Regions from separate parts of the Homo sapiens genome. Here region 1 is linked to region 2. A link is a loop called in an ENCODE intact Hi-C map of the cell type or tissue named here. Cell type or tissue: PC-3. All regions are shown on one strand. Region 1 overlaps PDE4D (phosphodiesterase 4D). Region 2 overlaps PDE4D (phosphodiesterase 4D).

What was found. Peaks named below come from ENCODE experiments on the same cell type or tissue, not always from the same donor. Only the 100,000 strongest peaks of a DNase experiment are listed, where the experiment ranks them.
Region 1: it touches region 2 in a loop (7-fold over the local background); 1 of 110 quality-filtered maps calls a loop at or near these places.

The regions. Positions count from the first base shown.
Region 1 is chr5:59,244,851-59,249,850 of GRCh38, forward strand. The region is part of intron 1 of PDE4D (phosphodiesterase 4D); the gene reads right to left. Among named protein-coding and RNA genes, the nearest start is that of PDE4D-AS1, 210 kb to the left of the region's middle. In PC-3, no CTCF peak of the experiment used is centred here; no DNase peak of the experiment used is centred here; H3K27ac peaks cover 1,253 bases.
Region 2 is chr5:59,299,965-59,304,964 of GRCh38, forward strand. All of the region lies in intron 1 of PDE4D (phosphodiesterase 4D), which reads right to left. Among named protein-coding and RNA genes, the nearest start is that of PDE4D-AS1, 260 kb to the left of the region's middle. In PC-3, no CTCF peak of the experiment used is centred here; no DNase peak of the experiment used is centred here; H3K27ac peaks cover 998 bases.

The DNA of each region.
Region 1 (5,000 bases), 55 kb before region 2:
TTATTCAGGAAATAAACCAACACGTTTTAATGATGGCTATCCCTGGAAGCTGCAATGACAGGTTATGTGTATTTTATAAAATATTAATAAATATTGGAATATTTATTGGGAATTTTCTGAAGTTCCCAATTTGTCCACAATGAACATGTGTTTATTTTGTAGTTAGAAAAACATGTTATTACAAAATAATTCAATAGGAAACTACTTTTAGAAATGCATTTATGATGCAAGGTGAAGCATATCTGCAACATGCTTCTTGCTGACAAAGAGGCCTCTGAAGCAGGCCTCACCAATGTTCCCAACGATGGTAAATTTGGCAATAATTGTGTTGTTAGGGGAGCTCCAAGCTTAAATGCTGCAATTATGAGCTAGGGTACACAAGGACATGTTGGAAGTGACAGGCAATATCAGCTTCCTCCAAAATAATGGTCAAGCGAATATGTGCTTTTGCCCAAAAAGGAAAGTAGCACAGCTGTAACTGGATATTGTAAATAAGTGGTCAAAGGTTCCCTAAATAAGCAATATCATATAAGCCTCCTTGAGGCATATTTTTTCCTTCTGGGAGCCGTGTTAGGCTCACAGACATGAAGGCAGCCAGGAAACTGTTATCTGTTTACTTCTAATTTATTTTTATAACTGTCCATGCCAGCAACAACAACAACAAAAATGTTTCTAGGAGAAAAATAAATTTGGCAATAAACTCTCTGAGTTTTCGAAAAATCTTACCAAATCAAAAACTTCTACTTATCATGTTGCTGTCAAACCCAGCCTCATAAAAACTTTACTTATAATTGAGTGTATGTATGTCTATCTGTACTGTAACCTTGATACTTGGCCTCAAATCCTGGTTCTGCCAGGAGCTTCGTGCCTTTGGGAAGATTTCCTAGCCTCTCCACATCTTGCTTTTCTCATCTTAAATGTAGACAATATTATACCATGCAGGGCTCTGTGAGGTTGAATCAGAAAATGCCACTAAACTGCAAAGCACAATCCCAGGCACATTGTAAAAATGGAAAAATCAGCTTGATTCCATTCCCCTCTTGCCATACAAGGATATTTCAGGTCTCTCAAAAGCGTTTCAAGGAATAGAGGAAGTAGTCAAACAAGTGTGTGTGTGTGTCTGTGGATGTTGGTGTGTGATGAAATATACATATAAATATTATATATAAATGTATATATTATATATAAAATATTTGTAAGGATGGAATAACTAGTATCTGCTTAAACAACAACTACACTTCGAAAATCCTTTATTTTTCCTGATGAGTTTTGTTCAGGTGAAGATGTTCACTGGTAAAAAGACAAGGCAATCCATTTCTTTTCTACAGTGTCAGCTTTGTTTGAAGGACACAATGACATCTATTCAGAAAGGTACCAACCATTTTGCTTTTAAAATACTGAGGCAAACCTCTCTGAGGTTTCTTCAAAGCCAATGGCAACAAACATATTTCAGCATCTGTTTTGCTTCACTGTAGGTCTGTGTGTGGGTAGGTTATAAAATAAAAATGAGCTTGCCATTACAGATACTACTTAAAAACCAAAAAAACTATGATCATGATGTTGATAATTCTGTATTCATTATCCTAATAAAAACACATAAATGTCTAGAAAGAAATAGACAATTATGTATTAGGCCTTCCGTCTCTTATTTAATAATAGCAGTGTCATTGCTCTAGTTAAAACCCGCTCTGATCTTAATAAATCTGATGTAAAAACATATCACCAGATGGGGACTCTGTTAATCTTATGCGATACTTTCAACTATGATGACTAATAGTTCTATAATTTTTATATGGTTGCTCTTATTGAGGAAAGAGTAACCATTTAAGGGAATCTTCCACCACTGTTCTTTGTTGAAAGGAAGGCTGGATCTACATGCATGCCAACATACTACTGAAAAGTAAATATGCAATCCAACTATTCAACAATTTGGAATCATTGCAATTTTTATAGTTCCAGATGGTGATCTTTATCCAGATGAAGTGAGACTATTTTACTACTTTGTCAGAACTCTACAACTAAATATTTATAACCCTCAAATACACAGATACATTATCACAGTGTGTGTGTGTATATGCACATGTGTGTACACACTTTTATAGAATGAGAATGAACTAGGTTTTGTAAAAGTTTCAGTTACAAGCCACATGCCTATGTTACACATTCTGTCTGTAAACTACCTACACCCACACACATATACATTCATGCACCAATATAATATGGTTTTCAAAATCATGTCACATAGTTGATCTCATTTTATCTCAACAGGAACCACAGTCTAATTGAAATAAATGCCTCTGCCATGAAACTAAGTCAGTTAGTAACTGTAAAGGAGTTGATTTACAGGAATATCTATTCCATGGCCTAGCTAACTGAACTCATTAATGACACATGTTATGTAATGCTTGTTAAATTAGTGAATGCTCTTACATTGAAAGACACATAGTAAAGTGCTGAATTTCAGGAGGTGAGCTAGTAGTTTCAATGTTTGTGGGCACCATTTAATGCATAGGAAGCCTGCATTTATTGAGTAAAATTTAGAGAAAAAAAGAGGCCCTGCCCATTGTAACTCAAGATTAAGGGCAACTTCAATTTCCCAGAGCCTCCGTAATGGGCACTTTAGGAGAGGTGAATATGGTTTGACTGGATAGAGTACAATGGCTTTTTACATTGATAAAATTTGCTGTACAATTGTTTACTGGTGAACTTTTTAAAAATGGAAATAGAATGTAGGCTTCATATGTTACTAAGGATACCCTTGATTATGTAATAGGCACTTGCATTACAAAAAATGAAAATGGCTGAATAGGTAGCCTGAGCCATAGTTTCTGCAACCTGTTCTCCTTTCCAGTGTTATTAATCACTTGAACCTCACCTGCTGCTCTGGCTCCTCCTCCTTGATCTTTACAGATATGACTTTAGGCAGAAACAGATTCAGGAGCCCAGCACCACACCATCCTGCTGCAGTTAACTTGAACATACGTCTTATCTCTGATTACTACTGGCTTCTGCTTTAATTCCCTGTGCTTATCTTCCGTCCCTGAGACTCCAGTCCACCTGGCCTTCCAACATAGGCTTAAGATACTCTCTTCCTGTCCCATCCATGAACTGCAAGCTGGTGTATAGAGCTTCCTGAAGTCACATGATCCAGACAAGTGATTACCAATTTTATTGGATACCGTATCTATTAGTAAAAAAAAAAAAAAAAAAAAAAAAAAAAGTGCAAGCACCTCCATTACGTATATTTATTTTCAATAAGTTATGTTCTTGCACTATTATGTCAAAATATTATCTATTTTACAAAATACAAGAAAAAGAAAATTTGTGAGCGGATAAGAAAAAATATAAGATTTTATTTCCATACCTCAATAAGTTGTCCTGTTCACGCCTGGGCATATGTCTAGGAATTACCTGTTCTGAGCCACTTTTTAGGAGACTGTTATGTTTTGCCCCCAAAGACTAGTCAGGGCACACTATTGCCAATATGCCTGGCTAGATGGAGCTTTTCCTAGTGCCTGGTGAGTGGTTCCTGCTCTTGCATCTATCTGCCACCTTACCCACCTACCACCCAGTCCCATCAGCCTCTGCTTCATCCCAGTGAAAGGGCTCATTGCGGATTCCAATCCTTATCATTTTGTCTTATGCTACTGTAATTAAATAATCAACTCCCTGGGACAAGAAAAGGTAAAAGTTTCTTCAGGAGTTAGCAAATGGCTACAAGCAATAAAAAGGTTTAGAAGGCAAATAGAAATTTAGTTACATCATTGTTATAGTTGTAATGTAGTATGTTTCTCTCAATGGGTTGCACCAGAGTTCTTTTTTTTCTACTTGTTTCTATTGAGATGTTATTTGTAAAATGTAATTTATATCTGAGGTGTCTACACATGATAGATGATACATAAAATTTTATCTGTGACACAAAGCAATAAGCAAAGTAGGGCACATGTAACAAATGGTCCTGAGACGTATAGTGGGAAAAAATAAACTTGTATCCCTACCTTATATTAAGATAAATTCCAAACAGATTAAGAGCTAGGTTAAAAAATCACAAATACGGAAAATGTAGCTAAACATTTATCTACTCTTAAGATAAAAGCCCTCAAATTATTAAAGCAAAGAAAGAAGTTACAAAAGAAAAAAAATCAATAAATTTGACTGTATAAAACACCATGAACAAAAGTAAAAAGGGGACTAAAAATTGGAATATATAATTACAATAAATGTGAGCTGGAGAAGGTTCATCTATCTAATACATAAAGAACTCTTGCAAAAAGTAAAAAACTATGCAACCCCAATAGAAAATAAGCGAAGAGACAAACAGAAAATTAACAGAAGATAAATGGCTAATAAAAATATTAAAACCATTTTTATTCACACCAGTAGTCCAAAAGTGTTAAGTAAAACAACACTGAAATACCACTTTAACCTAATATGTGGATAAAGATTTTTTTTAATGAAAAACATTTCCTGCAGCAGCACAGTAAGATGAGAACTCTCAAGCAGTGTGGCTTGGAGTGTAACCTGGTATAACCTTTAGAGAAGTATTTTTTGCAACATATATTAATAGTCTTAAAATAGTCATATTCTTTGACATAGTTATTTTACTAAGGAAATATTCAGAGATAAGCCAATGTTTCAGTTCAAAGATGTTCCTTGCTGATAATTTTAATAATTGGGAAAAGCTAGAAACAGCCTGAATATCCAATAATTGGCAAATACATAAGTTACAAAATCTTTTTAGGGTGAAACATTTTGTATCCATATAAGTAATGTTTGAAATAATGTTAAGTGATATGGAAAAATGCTCATGATAAAATGCTAAATTAAAAAAAGAAATTAAAACTGTACAATCCAGGTAATTGCTATTAGTATCATACTTGCTTGGAAAAAGAATAGAAGAAAATAACTAAGAATTAGCAGTGATTATTTGGGAGTGTGTTGAGGTTATGAGAAATTTATATTTGTATTTTTATTTTTTCTATACGTGTGTCGTATTGTGT
Region 2 (5,000 bases):
AGCCAGGCGTGGTGTCCCGTGCCTGTAGTCCCGGCTACTTGGGAGGCTGAGGCAGGAGAATCGCTTGAACTCAGGAGGTGGAGGTTGCAGTGAGCAGAGATCACACCACTGCACTCCAGCCTGGGCGACAGAAAAAGGGTCTGTCTCAAAAAAAAAAAAAAAAAAAAAAAAAAGGCTTACAGTGTCACGTGAATCACATGCTTATTAAATGAATGAAAAATACACTTTATTATTTCATGTGTGTATTAAGAGGTCATATGGATAGATCAGATGTTGGCAAATGAATGTGTTATTTCTAGAAGAAATAGAAATGTTTCCTTATTTGCCAGGGCCTAAATCAGTGTTTCTTTGAAATGAGTATATTTTCTGACAGTATACTTCATGCAGACACTCCCACACACTCCCCATACATGTGTGTGTGTACCTGACTTATATCACTTAATAATATGAACAGACTGAAGATAATGTCAATTAATCAATAATAAATCCTAAATTCCGAGTTAATGTCTGTGCTGTTTTGAACAAGGTTTGACCGTCTTAAATAAAAAGATTTTTGTGTTTGTTTGTTTTTCACAAGGTTTGAATGTCTTAAATAAAAAGCATCTAGGAGCTATAGGGTGTAGAGAAAACTCTCCCTGATGGCATTTTTCCTCTACTCTCACACCACAAAAATCATCAACACAGATGAAGCCTTCTACGAACAAACATGTGAGGTTTCCCCCCCACACCAAGCAGCCAACACTAGCTGGGTGTCCTGTAATTCAGTTCCAACGCTGTCTACCTGGAGATAATGTCAGATCCCACCGGTTGAAGGTTCAGTTCCCAAGACTGCCCCCCACCACACCAGTCACAAGTGTGGGCCTCTGGAGCTTCTAACCGGCCACCTCCAAGTTGGCATACTCATAATCCTCTCTTTGGGTTCAATTAATTTGCTGGAGTGGCTCACAGAACCCAGGGGAACACTTACTTATGTTTGCTAGTTTATTATAAAGGATATTGCAAATGTTACCGATTAAGAGATGCATATAGGGTGAGGTATGGGGGAAGGGGTGTGGAGCTTCCATGCCTTACCTGGCTGTGCCAACCTCCATGAAAGTCCAAGTGTTCAGCTATGTGGAAGCTCACTGAACCCTGTCCTTCTGGGATTTTATGGAGGCTTCATGACATCAGCATTCCTTCCCCCAGGGTATAGGGCAGTACTCTCTCTGGGGAAGGTCTTAAAAGCCACAATCAGAAAGGCAGGAACAGGTGAAAGGAGAGAAGGAGAAGGTCAGGGGCCTGCCCCTGAGGCCTAACACACCCAACATTATAACAAAAGACTGTAACAAGGGCTGTGGGAGTTATGAGCTAGACCTCAGATGAAAACTAATATATATCATAACACCACACATAGATTCAAAGATCTAAGTTAAGTTGGTCATTAGTCAACACTATTTAAAAGCCAGATATGTCCAAATGGCTCTTGAATCTACACTTATTATAGCAAATATTTTAACGTGTAGAGATGAAAAGGACAGATTTTCTTTAAGTGTCTGAAGCCGGTAAAGAGAATTTCTGCCTTTTTTCCTCTGTAAATCTAAATCTGTTTGAAGAAAGAAGTGCGCTGTGAAATGGGAAGGCAGGGGTGGGCAAAGACACATTTTAGTGAGGTTTTAATCTCCATTTTGCTGAGTAGAAATAGAAAGGAGTTTTGAGGTGGTTTGAAGGGAAAGTGGGGGAGAGAGAGAGAGAAGAAATGGGAGAACCACTGAGAAGGTTTAAAATGTCTTCATGTTACTTAGGCAGATAGGCAGATATGAGCAGGGTAGGAGAGTGCCCCAAGGAATGTCAGGCAACAGTCAGGTGACTGTCATGCAATTGTCAGGGGCCTCCTTGGGAATGACAGATGGTCATGGCTGGCACCAAGAAGGGGAAAATTTCCTCCCAAACAGGAAACATCTTGAGCTTATGAGCAACAACTTCCTCATAAGATCCCAGGAACTAAGCAAACATGACCAGGCATCTGCAGTAAGGGGCAAAATGGCGGAGTTTGGCCTTCCTTCGGGGATATGTCCAGGCATGCTCAAGAAGGGGCAAAACGTCAGAGTTTGCCTGATATGTGACCTTCCTTTGGGGGCACTAGACCAGTAACGAAAAATTGTCATGGAGAGCATACACACAACTTCAGCCACCAAACGGCACATGCAGCCCCTGACAGATATTAGCAAGTTACTGCGCATGCAAGGATTAGCCAACAGTTCCCCCAAGAAGGATGAGGGGAGGAGATCAGGAAGAATCAGGATACAGTAACTCTATAAAAGCCTTGAACCAATGATCAAGCGGGGCACTCAATCTTTTAAATTTTCCACTTGGTCCCTTCCGAATGTACTTTACTTTGCTTCAATAAACTTCTGACTTAAATCTATTACTTTTTATAAAATTTTTTTCCATAAGTTATTAGGGTACAGGTGGTATATTTAGTTATATAAGTAAGTTCTTTAGTGGTGATTTGTGAGATTTTGGTGCACCCATCACCCAAGCAGTATACACTGCACCATATTTGTAATCTTTTATCCCTCACCCCCCTCCCACTCTTCCCCCCAAGTCCCCAAAGTCCATTGTATCATTCTTATATCTTTGTGTCCTCATAGCTTAGATCCCACATATCAGTGAGAACATATGATGTTTGCTTTTCTATTCCTGAGTTACTTCACTTAGAATAATAGTCTCCAATCTCATCCAGGTCACTGCAAATGCTGTTAATTCATTCCTTTTCATAGCTGTGTAGTATTTCATTGTATATATATCTGTACACCACAGTTTCTTTATCCACTTATTGACTGATGGACATTTGGGTTAGTTCCACAGTTTTGCAATTGTGAATTGTGCTGCTATAAACATACGTGTACAAGTGTCTTTTTCAAATAATGACTTCTTTTCCTCTGGGTAGATACCTAGTAGTGGGACTGCTGGATCAAGTGGTAGTTCTACTTTTAGTTCTTTAAGGAATCCCCACACTGTTTCCCATAATGGCTGTACTAGTTTGCATTCCCACCAGCAGTGTAGAAGTGTTTCCTGATCACCCCTTCCATGCCAACATCTACTGTTTTTTAAAATTTTTTTATTATGGCCATTCTTGCAGAAGTACGGTGGTATCACATTTTGTGTTTTTGATTTGCATTTCCTTGATCATTAGTGATGTTGAGCATTTTTTCATATGTTTGCTTGCCATTTGTATATCTTCTTTTGTGAATTGCCTACTCATGCCCTTAGCCTACTTTTTGATGGGATTGTTTGTTTTTTTCTTACTGATTTGTTTGGGGTCCTTGTAGATTCTGGATACTACCCTTTGTCAGAGGTATAGATTGTGAAGATTTTTCTCCCACTCTGTGGGTTGTCTGTTTACTCTGCTGACTGTTCCTTTTGCCCTGCAAAAGCTCGTAAAGTTTAATGAGGTCCCAGCTATTTATCTTTGTTTTTATTGCATTTGCTTTTGGGTTCTTGGTCATGAAATCCTTGCCTAAGCCAATGTCTAGAAGGGTTTTTCCAAAGTTATCTTCTAAAATTTCATAGTTTCACGTCTTAGGTTTAAGCCCTTAATCCATCTTGAGTTGATTTTTGTATACGGTGAGAGATAGGATCTAGTTTCATTCTCCTATGTGTGGCTAGCCAATTATCTCAGCACCATTTGTTGAAAAGGTTATCCTTTTCCCCACTTTATGTTTTTGTTTGCTTTGTTGAAGATCAGTTGGCTGTAAGTATTTGGGTTTATCTCCGGGTTCTCTATTCTGTTCCATTGGTCTATATGTCTATTTTTATACCAGTACCATGCCATTTTGGTGACTATGGCCTTATAGTATAATTTGAAATCAGGTAGTGTGATGCCTCCAGATTTGTACTTTTTGCTTGGTCTTGCTTTGGCTATGCAGGCTCTTTTTTGGTTCCATCTGAGTTTTAGAATTGTTTTTTCTAATTCTGTGAAGAATGATGGTGTTATTTTGATGGGGATTGTGTTGAATTTGTAGGTTGCTTTTGGCAGTATGGGCATTTTCACAATATTGATTCTACCCATCCATGATCACGGGATGTGTTCCCATTTGTTTGTATTGTCTATGATTCCTTTCAGCAGTGTTTTGTAGTTTTCCTTGTAGAAGTCTCTCGACTCCTTTGTTAGGTATATTCTTAAGTATTTTATTTTATTTTTTTTACAGCTATTGTAAAATGGGTTGAGTTCTTGATTTGATTCTCCCCTTGGTCACTGTTGGTATATAGAAGAGCTACTGATTTGTGTACATTAATCTTGTATCCAGAAACTTTCTTGAATTCATTTATCAGTTCTAGGAGCTTGCTGGAGGAGTTCTTAGAGTTTTCAAGGTAAATAATCATATCATCAGCAAACAGTGACAGTTTGACTTCCTCTTTACCGATTTGGATGCCCTTTATTTCTCCCTCTTGTCTGATTGCTCTTGCTAGGACTTCCATTACTATGTTGAAGAAGAGTGGTGAGAGTGGGCATCATTGTCTTGTTCCAGTTCTCAGAGGGAATTCTTTCAACTTTTCCCCATTCAGTATTACGTTGGCTGTGGGTTTGTCATAGATAGTTTTTATTACATTAATGTATGTCCCTTGTATGCTGATTTTGCTGAGAGCTTTAATCATAAAGGGATGCTGGATTTTGTTGAATGCTTTTTCTGCATCTATTGAGATGATCATGGAATTTTTGTTTTTAATTCTGTTTATGTGGTGTATCACATTTATTGACTTGTGTACATTAAACCATCTCTGCACCCCTGGTATGAAACCCACTTGATCATGGTGGATTATCTTTTTGATATGTTGTTGGATTCAGTCAGCTAGTATTTTGTTAAGGATTTTACCATCTATGTTTATCAAGGATATTGATCTGTAGTTTTCTTTTTTGGTTATGTCCTTTCCTGGTTTTGGTACTAGGGTGATGCTGGCTTCATAGAACGAATTAGGGAAGGTTCCTTCTTTCTCTATCTTGTGGAATAGTGTCAAAA